Regions from separate parts of the Homo sapiens genome. Here region 1 is linked to region 2. A link is a contact called in ENCODE Hi-C data. All regions are on one chromosome and are shown on one strand. The core of a region is the stretch at or near the end of the contact, and the rest is flanking DNA. Distances in the headings are between cores, read along the strand shown. Region 1 holds the start of LNPK (lunapark, ER junction formation factor). Region 2 holds the start of CWC22 (CWC22 spliceosome associated protein).

Evidence for each region. A loop is a pair of places that touch in the nucleus more often than their neighbours do. Pooled maps may share reads with other maps.
Region 1: a loop to region 2 is called in a map of CD4-positive, alpha-beta memory T cell, with 28 times the contacts of the local background. The contact joins the promoter of LNPK here to the promoter of CWC22 in region 2. A Hi-C loop is called at or near these places in 3 of 168 maps with a recorded cell type or tissue (CD4-positive, alpha-beta memory T cell and naive thymus-derived CD4-positive, alpha-beta T cell) and 11 of 50 pooled maps.

Annotation. Positions count from the first base shown.
Region 1 is chr2:176,000,432-176,005,692 of GRCh38, reverse strand. It overlaps LNPK (lunapark, ER junction formation factor), which reads left to right and starts at 3,426. Exons shown (of 13, transcript NM_030650.3): 1 at 3,426-3,533. RefSeq lists an enhancer at 3,013-3,232.
Region 2 is chr2:180,005,963-180,011,310 of GRCh38, reverse strand. It overlaps CWC22 (CWC22 spliceosome associated protein), which reads left to right and starts at 4,014. Exons shown (of 20, transcript NM_020943.3): 1 at 4,014-4,444. RefSeq lists an enhancer at 4,334-4,866.

The DNA of each region.
Region 1 (5,261 bases), core at 2,177-4,676, 4.0 Mb after region 2:
CCAGACAAGTGAAATCAGAATCTCTAGGGGATGGGCCTGAGAATTTGAGTTTTTGATAAGGGACACTGGTGACTCTCAGAGAAGTCTGGGAAACTGCTCTAGTTTAAAATTCTGTTCTCAATATATTTTTATTTATTTTTTGAGACTGAGTTTTGCTCTTGTTGCCCAGGTTGGAGTGCAATGGTGACATCTCAGCTCACTGCAACCCTCTGGCTCCTGGGTTCAAGTGCGTCTAAATATGTTTAAAAACAAAACATCTTATTTACAATAAAGACATATGTATTTTGAAAAAATAAGTACCCTGCAGAAAACAAAAAATTGCAAATGGTAATATATATTTTTTTCTCCAGCCCAGTGCTGCAGACCTAAAGATTCCAATGTTTACATCTTCCCTTGAAGTCACAAAAATATCTTAAACTTAACGTGTTCAAATTGAAATTACCCTCTTCCCCCAAACCTGGCTCTCTTCCAGTGTCCTCCATATCTCAATGATGGCATTACTATCCACCCACTGGGTCTGCTAGAAATTCTGAGTTATCTGACTCCTCCCTCTCCCTCAGTCCCCATCCCACCCCATGATATTTGAATCCATCACCAAGACCTTCCACTTTACTTCCTATTGTTCCATTTCCCCCACTTCTGTCCATCTCCTTGTTCCTACCCCAAGCCACTTGCATGCCTACCAACACTAACACCACTCATAGATTTAATTAGTCCAGTGCTGGCTCTGCTTGTGTTCCCACACTGCAGCTGGAATGATCTTTTCAAAACACAGATCCAATCATGTCAAATGCCCTCCCCCTCCCTTTTTCTCTTAAGATTACAGTTCTTAATATGGCCAATAAGACTCTGCTTAATCTGGTCTCCAGCTTCAAACTGGTGCACTTTCTCCCTGCAACCTAGGCTCTAGCCACAATAGCCTCCTTTCAGTCCCTCAGGCTTGCAGTGTTCCCTTCTGACAAAAAGGCTTTACACATGATATTCCCTCTGTTTCCCACTCTCCCTTTTTCAGTTTCTCATCTTTTGGATCTCCATTCTGGTGTGACTTCCTCAAAGAAGCCTTACCTAACCTCTTTGACCATACCAATGAATGCCACTTATGTAAGTTCTTAAGTTCTCATAACACCTAGGTAAATTCAACCTATTTTAAACTAGACCATTTAAAACTCCATTGGTTAGAGCAATTTGTTTCCTCTCTCCAAGTATTCTCTGGTGTTCTTCTCTGTTGTTCTTTGGATTTCATTCTTTAGACCCTATCCCAGAACAATTTCAGGGTTAGTAGGGGATAACTCTTGACATTTGGACTCTGCTAAAGCAGCACCTTCACTGGCTTTCTCACATTCTCTCCGGCTGCTGTTTTCTTATCATTTTCCAATACCGTGAACATTAGCCTCTATCACAGCACTTATTTAGTCTGCATTGTATTTTTTTTAAGGTTTCTCTCACTAGTGTCAGCGGCTTTAGGACAGCTGGTTTATTTATCTCTGTATCCTCAGCACGTAACACAGGGCCTTGTCAATAAATATTTGGAACCACCCTGTAGCCTGAAGTCCAGCCACAATAGTGTGTATGTTGATTTCTCTGCTTGTAATGTCTTTCCCTCACTTTATTTGCTCGATGAACAACTATTCTTGATATGAAGGAGGCAGTGGCTTAGTGTTACCTTCAACAGTGTACATAATCTTTCTACATTTCAGTTTCCTCATTTGAAAAATGATACTAAAAAGGTTGTTGGGAGGATTAAAAGAGTTAATGATTAAATACTTCTCTCCCTTCTCTTTCCAGGTCAAATCTCTACTCTCGGTAGAGCAATTCCCTAGGGAATTTTATCTCAGGATTAGGTTTTTGGAATCTCGTGTATCCAGACAGCTCTTCTCTGTCCCCTTGCTACCCTTTTTTCAGAGGTGGGGTATCGCTTGGTAGCCCAGGCTGGAGTACAGACACTGATGGCTCAATTGAAACCAGAGGACACATTACTGGCAAGTGGAAAGCCGTTCTTCCCAGTCTTCTTAGGAAAGGAGATCTTTCTGCGGTGAGATATATTTGCAAAACTGCACAGGACTTTAATACTTTGCAACAGCAAAGGTTGAAAAACAAAACGGTTAAATTTCCACATCAAAACAGGTGAAATGTTTCTGTTCATTTTCTTCTACATTTGGAAAGTGCCTGATCCACAGTGACACGCTAAACTTCAGTTCCCTTCCCCTCATCCTTGCAAGTGTACAGAACTGTAACTAAATATTTAGGCAATTAGGGCAAGCAAATTGCACAGTGAATTATGCGGTAGCTTCTAGTATAATAAATTTTCTTACCAACCAAACAATGCTCAGTTGCTTCTCTTGACAACCTGTTTGCATCGTCAAAGTTTAAATGTAACATATTAAAACTATTACTCTTTAAAAAATCATTGAAACTTTTTTGTGTATAAATAAAAAAATAGAATAAAAATAAATAAAAAATAGAAAAAAACCCATGAAAAATGTTTGCACATGGGGTAAAGCATGTAAAAGGGGTAAAGCATGATAAAAACCTTCGCTGAAGTTTCCCTGCTCACACATTACTGTGTGCACGTCTAGTCTTTTTCTCATTCAGGCATCATTTGTTATTTGTCTTTTCCAGTTGAGGAGGACACTTAATACCGTTTCGGCAGCGTTTCAAATCCGAGTCAAATATAGCCTGAGTGGTTTTTTTGTGGGTCCACCTATCAGGGCCTGTGAAGAGTGTTCTTGGGGTTAAGAGTTCTAAGATAGAAAACTCAGCTTATGCTGTTACCCGCAGGTTTTAAAGCAACATGATACGGCGTTTGAAGCTTACCTCACACCGGTGAGGTAAGCGTCCAGTCATCAAATGACCCTTTTTGACGTCCAAGAGTGACAGAGCCTCAAGCACTCCTGGGGACCGGGCTGACTTTTCTCCACTGGCTTGGTTGGGAACTGGCTTCTTCGGAGCTGTGTAGTCTTAATTTGCTTTGCTGCTGGCTGGCTGACAGCTGATGGGGGACTCCTCAGGACGGACTCCCTTCCAGATGCACCCATCTCCATCCTTCTCAACTCCCCAACCTTTGTCCTCCCCACTCTTCGCTCGCGCGGCGGTCTGAGACCACCAGGACCAGTTTCAGGGGTTTCCTTCTCCAGCGAGACTTGGCAGAACAGGCTTTAAAAGCAAAGGAGGCAGCGGAAGAGTAAGAAATAACTATATTCTAAGAGTCATAATAAATGGCAGTACATAACTGCGACACGACACCGAGCAGCCTAAGCTGGCTGCGGAGGCCACAAACACAAGATCCTAACCTCCCGGCCGACCCGCCCCAACAACTACCCGCCCAGGGTACGGTCACGTGACGGGGGAGCGGCGCGCGCCGACCGCGGCGCCAATTGGCGAGCGGCTGGAGCGCGGGGTTTCATGGGAAGGAGTTGGCCCGGCTTGTCTCTCTGTCAGTGGCGGCTGCTGCCTGCTCTGGAGGCAGGCTGGGCGGTGGCGGCCGAGACTGGCGGGGGTGGACGCCCGGGCCGGGCTGCGCCCGCTTCTTGCAGGTAGAACGCTCAAGGCGAGGGCAGTTGGGAGGGCTCTGCAGCGGGGAGGCATGCTGAGCTGTGCCCCTGGGAAATAAGCTGCGGGTTCCCCGCTTGCCTCTCCTTGGTGCCCCCGCCTCCTGCCAAGTGGCCTAGAGCTCTGCGGCGGCTGCTAGTCAGGCTGCGCGGTGGTCCGCGCAGACCCAGGCTCGCCGCCTTGTTCCCTGGATTTCCCAGCACACTGGCAGTGGTGGCGCTGGAGTCTTGAAACCCTTGTTTCCCCTCTAGGGCTGGTAGTTTCTCCAGCTCGGTTCTAGGAGATTCCGGGTGGTGACTGGCTTGAGCCCCAGCTCTTTGGCCCACTTGTGTCGAGCTTATCTCGACACAGGTGGGGCAAAGAGGTCAGAAGGTCCCAAACTAGCATTTCCTACGCTCAGCTGTCCGCTTTGAGCGTTCTCTCCGCTTCTCTTTCTGAGTTGTGCGGAGGCTCCAAGAGTTAGAAAGACCAGAAGGGACTGAAAACTGTCAGTGTCATGCTGCCGGGCTCTAGCGTGTGGGCGTGGAGTACGTGCTACTTAGAGAAGAGACTCTCCAACCATTGTCCTTATTTCAGGGATGGTGGGCTGTGGGGTGGAGGGGAAGGGCGAAGGTGCATTGTATCAGAGGCGTGGTAGGAGGAGAAAAACAAATCTAAATTCCGTCAGTTCATAGTTTACGGATTGAGAAAGAGTTGAAATTGGTCAACTCAGCTTTGCTGATGGTGCTTTCACAGTACTAAGCAAGACCCGTGAATCACTGAGTTTTCCGTGTTCTGCTTTTCCCAGTTGGCCTCCGGTGTGTGTTGCTCGGTGTCTACTGTTTCCTCCTTTCTTTATGGCCTGGGTGTCAGCATTGACAAAATTGACTCTATTCAACAGCGGTTTGGTGGGTGTGAGTAAGCTTGGTTTCAGGAATATGTTCAAACTGGCAGGGAATGCTCATTTCTTTTCCTCAGCAGCCCCCAGAAGACCAAGTTGACTTTTAACACATTTTCTTAAACAGGAGTGGTGCGTTTAAATTAGAATTTTAAGGTTGTCTGTTATCTATTGAGATCAGCTCAGTAATGATGTTAGTAAACTTATATAGTGTTTATATGTTATATAAACAAGAAAATACAAGAAAAGGAGAAGTTATATGGCTATTAAAAATATATGACTTCACATAGAAACATTTATAATCAAATAGTAATTTTTTGGTGGTATTTAGTTCAGATGAAAATTGACTTACCATGAAAGCAAGCACTAATCATTATATATTAAGAGTGCTTAATATATAATAGAGGTGTACTTTTCATTAAAATTCTTTTTGAGGAGCAATAAATGTGGCTTGGGCTATTTCAGAATTGTCTTTTCAGTTAGGACATTTGAAAGTTAGAATTCTAGAATAAATCACCTTTACTCTTCAATTGTATAGTATAATATGTTATGGAGGTACTGTTGATGGTGATTAAATAGCTTATACTTAACTTTGGAATTTGATAAACATAGAACTTCCTTTGCTGTTTCCTTCAAAGACCTACAAGGTTATTTAATGGCAGAGTCTACAGAATTTTTTGCTCTATTTCTTATACTAGAGAAAATGAGAGCAATCTATTTTTGTAAAAATACAAACTAATATAATTTTCCAATTTTAGAATTATGAAATAGGTGCTTTCTTTATAAGAAGTTAGAAATGTGTTTCATATAAATACATGTGTTTTCTGGTAATAAT
Region 2 (5,348 bases), core at 2,765-5,264:
TAAGTTCTGGGAAGCTGAACTGTAATCCATCGTAAGATAAAAGAATTACATTTGGGATGAAGCACAAAGAAGATCACAATCAATCTATAGGATTAGACAGCATACACTCTTACATCACTGTTAGAGTTGCATCAATACTCCTTCAGCTCATATTGGTGACCATATGGAGCAGAGGTGTGGTCTTGATCAATAAGCTAAAGAAAGAAAAAAAATGGCTGAGCTTAGTTTACGAATGGGTTGCCCAAGTATGTGGATGAAAGCTGAAATTGGGCAGCAGCTTATATTACAATCTCATTAAAGAATAGCCTTGAAGACAGTGAAGAGAAACAGTCTTCCTAGTGGGCAAAGCTTTGGATGATGCACCTTGTCATCCACTTTCTGTAGAGGGAGAAGTTGCCCGGGGTTAGAATATAAATATACTTACAGGAAATGACAAACATCCTGGCTGGCTGGTCAGAGGCCTGAAAATAATGAGTTTAGAAGATCACAAATAAAGAATCCTGAGGGTCTTGGAGGAATGTGGATATACACATTGGTGTGAGCAAAAAGTGTGAAGATATTTTTATCACACATCAATGTCCACAAGAAAGTATAATCTATGGAGTAAGCACTAAAAAAAAAAGTAGAAAAATTACTCAGTTGATGTCAACCTGTCTTTATTAGTGGCTACCTCAAGTGCTGGTAAAATTGACACATGAACAAAATGGCCAGGGTGGCAAAAATGGAATATGTGCACAGGCCCATCAGCACAAAGCCCTCTTACCACAGCTGATCTACTTACTTACTGCCTCATCTGAATGCTTAACCTGTGAGACTGGTCCTTAATTTGACACCGTATCTTTAGGAGATCAAGTAGACACTTGGTGGTAAGTAGACTACATTGAGATCTTTCCATTCTAGCAGTTCAATTTTATGGGAATATTTATTTGGGGTATGCATTCACATTTTATACTCACCAAGACTCATCCAGCACCAGTATCTGTGGACTTCCACAATGCTTGATCCACAGGTGTGGAATATAATACAACATAACATCCAAGCAGGACTTACTTCATAGCAAAGGTGGTACAAGCCTGTGACCATGGGTTCCACTGGATGTATCACATGCTGCATGCCCAGAAGCTGGTGGCCTAATAGAGCACTGGAATGACCTGCTGAAGATTCAGTTAAAGTATCAGCTAGAAGACAATATTCTGCAAGAATGAGGTACTGTCTCTCAGGATGCAGGGTCCCTAGTAAGAACAACACTTGGATCCAGGAAACAAGGGATGAAAACAGGAATGTAACCTAACTCACCATTTTTCCCAATGACCTGCGGTGGGACATAGTATTTCCCATTCCTGCAACTCTGAGCTCTGTGGAATTGGTGGTCCTAATCCCCAAAGGTGATATATTCTTGCTAGGGGACACAGTGTCCCACTGAACTAAGCTCAGCAGGTGCCTGGAAACACAGGACTTCTAGAGTTCAGGGGCTAGTAGGCAAGAAAGGAATCAATGCTTTGTCAGAGGTAGCTAAATCCAAACAGCAGGAGGAGATACGCTTGCTGTTACACAATGGGAGCAAGTAAGAATATATGTGGTACTTAGGCGATCCACTTTAGCATCTCTTGGTAATCCCTTACCTTATAGTGACCATCAATGAAAAAATGCAGCAGCACCTGCCTGAAAAGAAGATCACTACCAGGCGCTCAGACTTCCCAGGAATTAGGATTTTTACACCACCAGTTTACCATAGAGAGCAGTAGAGCAGTAGCTGACAGCAAGGGAAATTTAGAATGAATAGTGGAGAAGAGAGGCAATGGATTCAGTGTGGCCTCAGGACCCAAAGATGGGGAGTGTAGTTTGTCTCACTAACTTGCCACTTCTAAATTTTTTTTAGGAAGAAATGTGCACTAGAACCCTGGAAAAGTTGTTCCTGAAAGGTGTATGGAGACTGGGTGTATGGAGACTGTGACAGGCACAGAGAGATGCTGCTCAGATACCTCTTCAAGAAAGGACTTGCTTGTAGCCTAGCTGCAAGCAGTGTGGTTAGGTGACAGCCTTCAACTGTTGAATCTTCATGTCCACCTTGGGTTTTTAGTTGAGGCCACACTCTTCTTGGGGTGGCTCTAGCCAGTGACTGAGCAAAACTGGTACAAGGGCCTAGCCATTTCATCCCATTGTAGGCCTCTTCATCTTTATTCTGGAGCTACTATTTCCTCCATTTTCCTTTCACCTTTATTATTCATAACTCTTTCTCAGTGTCTGCTTCCTGAAGGACCCAACTGACAAATCCAATTCTTTTCCAGCTCCATCTAGTTCTCCTCTGCTCAACCCTAACTTTCCTATTTCTGTTGATAGTTGTAGAGGTAGTATATTCATCAGGGTTCCCTAGAGGGACAGAACTAATAGGATATAGATAGATAGATAGATAGATAGATAGATAGATAGATAGATACACACACACGCACACACACACGTATATATATCCTATTACATATATATCCTATTTTTTATATATATCCTTATATATATATCCTAATATATATATCTATATATAAGGATATATATATAAAAAGGGGAGTTTATTAAGTATTAACTTACACAATCACAAGGTCCCACAATAGGCTGTCTGCAAGCTTGAGGAGCAAGGAGAGCCAGTCTGAGTCTCACAACTGAAGAATTTGGAGTCCAATGTTTGAGGGCAGGAAGCATCCAGCATGGGAGAAAGATATAGGCTGGGAGGCTAGGCCAGTCTTGCCTTTTCATATTTTTCTGCCTGCTTTATATTCGATGGTAGCTGATTAGATTGTTCCCACCAGATTAAGGGTGAGTCTGTCTTCCCCAGTCCACTGACTCAACTGTTAATCTCCTTTGGCAACACCCTCACAGATACACCCAGGATCAATACTTTGCATCCTTCAATCCAATCAAGTTGACATTCAGAATTAACCATCACCGGTAGTATTGTGGGTTTTTAAATATATGAATACAAATGTTCATCTCCAGATCCATCTCCTGTGCCCTGTATTGGTGCACCAAAATGCACCATCAACAATGGCCAAATATCTTAAATATGAAATAAAATAGATAACACTATTGTATACTAGCAATTATCTTAAATGCATCTTGTGTATCAACTAATTCAATTCTTAAAACTACTGCCTGGATGGATACTATTGGTATTTCCATTTAACAGATCAGGAAACGGCCACAGAATGTGAAGTTACTTGCCCCAGTCATCCATAAATAATAAAAGGACTCAAGATTCAAAATAAGTAGTCCAACTGCAGTGTTTTTATTCTTAATCATCACACTCTGCCTCCAGAAAGGAGTGGAAGCACAGCACCCTAAAACTGTAATAGAGAAGTGTGTGGAGAAACCAGTCCTGGTTTATGAAAGATTTGATAACATAAAGATATTCTTGGTTTAGGAAGAGAGTTTCCAAAATAGCAAGTAGTTGAACTTTTAGGTTTTGTTACTAGTGAAAAGTGAAGTTTAAAGAAACTGTTTGATGCCCTAGTTCTGCACGCTGTACAAACTGCTACTTCCTACTCAGCCAGGCAATCTCTTTATTCTCAGGTCATACCAGTTGGTACCTTAACCTAAAAGAGAGGCAACACAGTCTCTATAGAATTAGTTTTTCCTCATTATTTCACTCTATTTATGATTTAATATTCTCCCATTCTTATGGCCTGGATATCTTGGAATTTATTAGGCACTTAACTGTTGGTCAAACTCTTATAAAGTCTCAGGAAAATCTCTCTCTTAAGATTTTTCAAGGAAAGTGACAACTGACTGCTTTTTTAAAAAAAATTTCCCCAAAATGCAGTGAAATAGTTTTAAAGTAAATTCGGCTAGACCCTGAACACTACTAGGCTGCCAGTGAGCAGCGTGGATGTTAACTCGCTGGCGCGCATCTGTATGAACTACAATTCCCATCGTACACCGCGCCATTTCACGCTAAACTACAATTATGCTTTCCTCATTTCCGTCAGCACAGGCGCTGGATTTCGGACTTTGTAGTTCATGCCAACTTCTCTTTTTTGTCGCCATTTTGGCAACAAGACAGTGTGCCTGGATCGACTACTTTGACTCTGGTATTATGATATGGTATTTGAAATAAATTAAAGGGATAACGTGTCAAGCCAATTGAGCGTCAAGTTTTTAAATATTTCACTATTCGCCTTCTTCCTACCGTCGGTGCTCGGGAAGAGGAAGTGACGTACGTCCGGTGTAATGGCGGCGCGGTGGAGCTCTAGGTAATTATCGAACTCCGTGGAGTCCCCGCAGGCAGAGACGCGGAGTGGGGGTGGCGGGTCGCCGGATCGGGTGGGAAGTAAAAGACCCCCAGGAGTGGGTGCGGGCTCACTGATACGGCTGTGAGCGGCATTGGAGTGTGCGTGGGTCTTCTCGCTACGCTCGGGCCCGCAAGAGGGGTGTGAGAGCGGCTAGGTCCAAGCAGGTGGGGAGGGAATGGGCTGCCATGAACTGACTGCCTGAGCGGACCGGCTGACCTTCCTTGTGAAGTTCCTGGAGCTGTCTGAAATCCTGCACCAACGCTGGTGCTGTGTTGTTTCTTGTGCACTGCGTTTTATACTTAGAGCCTCTGGAGTCCATTGGGGCTTGCCAAAGCCCCTTTCCTAGTGCCCGGGTCCCAGGGTCAGGGGAGTGGGATTAATGAGATCTAGTTGATTAAAAGTTAGTTGAATTACTTGCACTCTTATGCCTCTTGCCGGCATTATATCCCTTTGACTATTTGTTTTAAATTTCATTAGCGTCTTCTTTTTCATTTATTTGCCCTGTAAATACTGATAGTGTCTAGTGTTTAGTCTTGAAGACACTTCGCTTCTCATGTGCCCGCTTCATCTGTCATTCTTGATCCTTCCATAACTTGAACTATCTCCAGTGAGGTAATAACTGCCAAACTTGGGTCTCCAGGCTCCACCTCTCTAACGAGCTCTGGGTCCTACAACACAGCATTATATAACGGAAATATAATAGTTAATTTCACTGAGTTTAACTGCAAAAACCACGGTACCTATTTCCATTTAATCCTAACAATTCTTCTGAGGTAAGTGGAGAAGGCAGGATTTGGAGAAAGGCTATTCTAGATGCAAGAATTAGGTAAGAGTTTCCTTTGCATTTTTAGATGTGCAGAGACTCGAAATAGCAGATAAGCAAGCAAACTTGGTTCTCAGCAGATCAGTTAACCTACCTCTTATCTGTATTTAGACTTACCTTGTTTTAGGATTGCTTGTGAATTCAGGAGTTAACATAAATTATCATCCTACTATGGAAGGGCAGATTTAAAATTGACATTAAAAGTGTGGTTTTGACCAGGAGAGGAGAAGCATTGTTACAGGCGT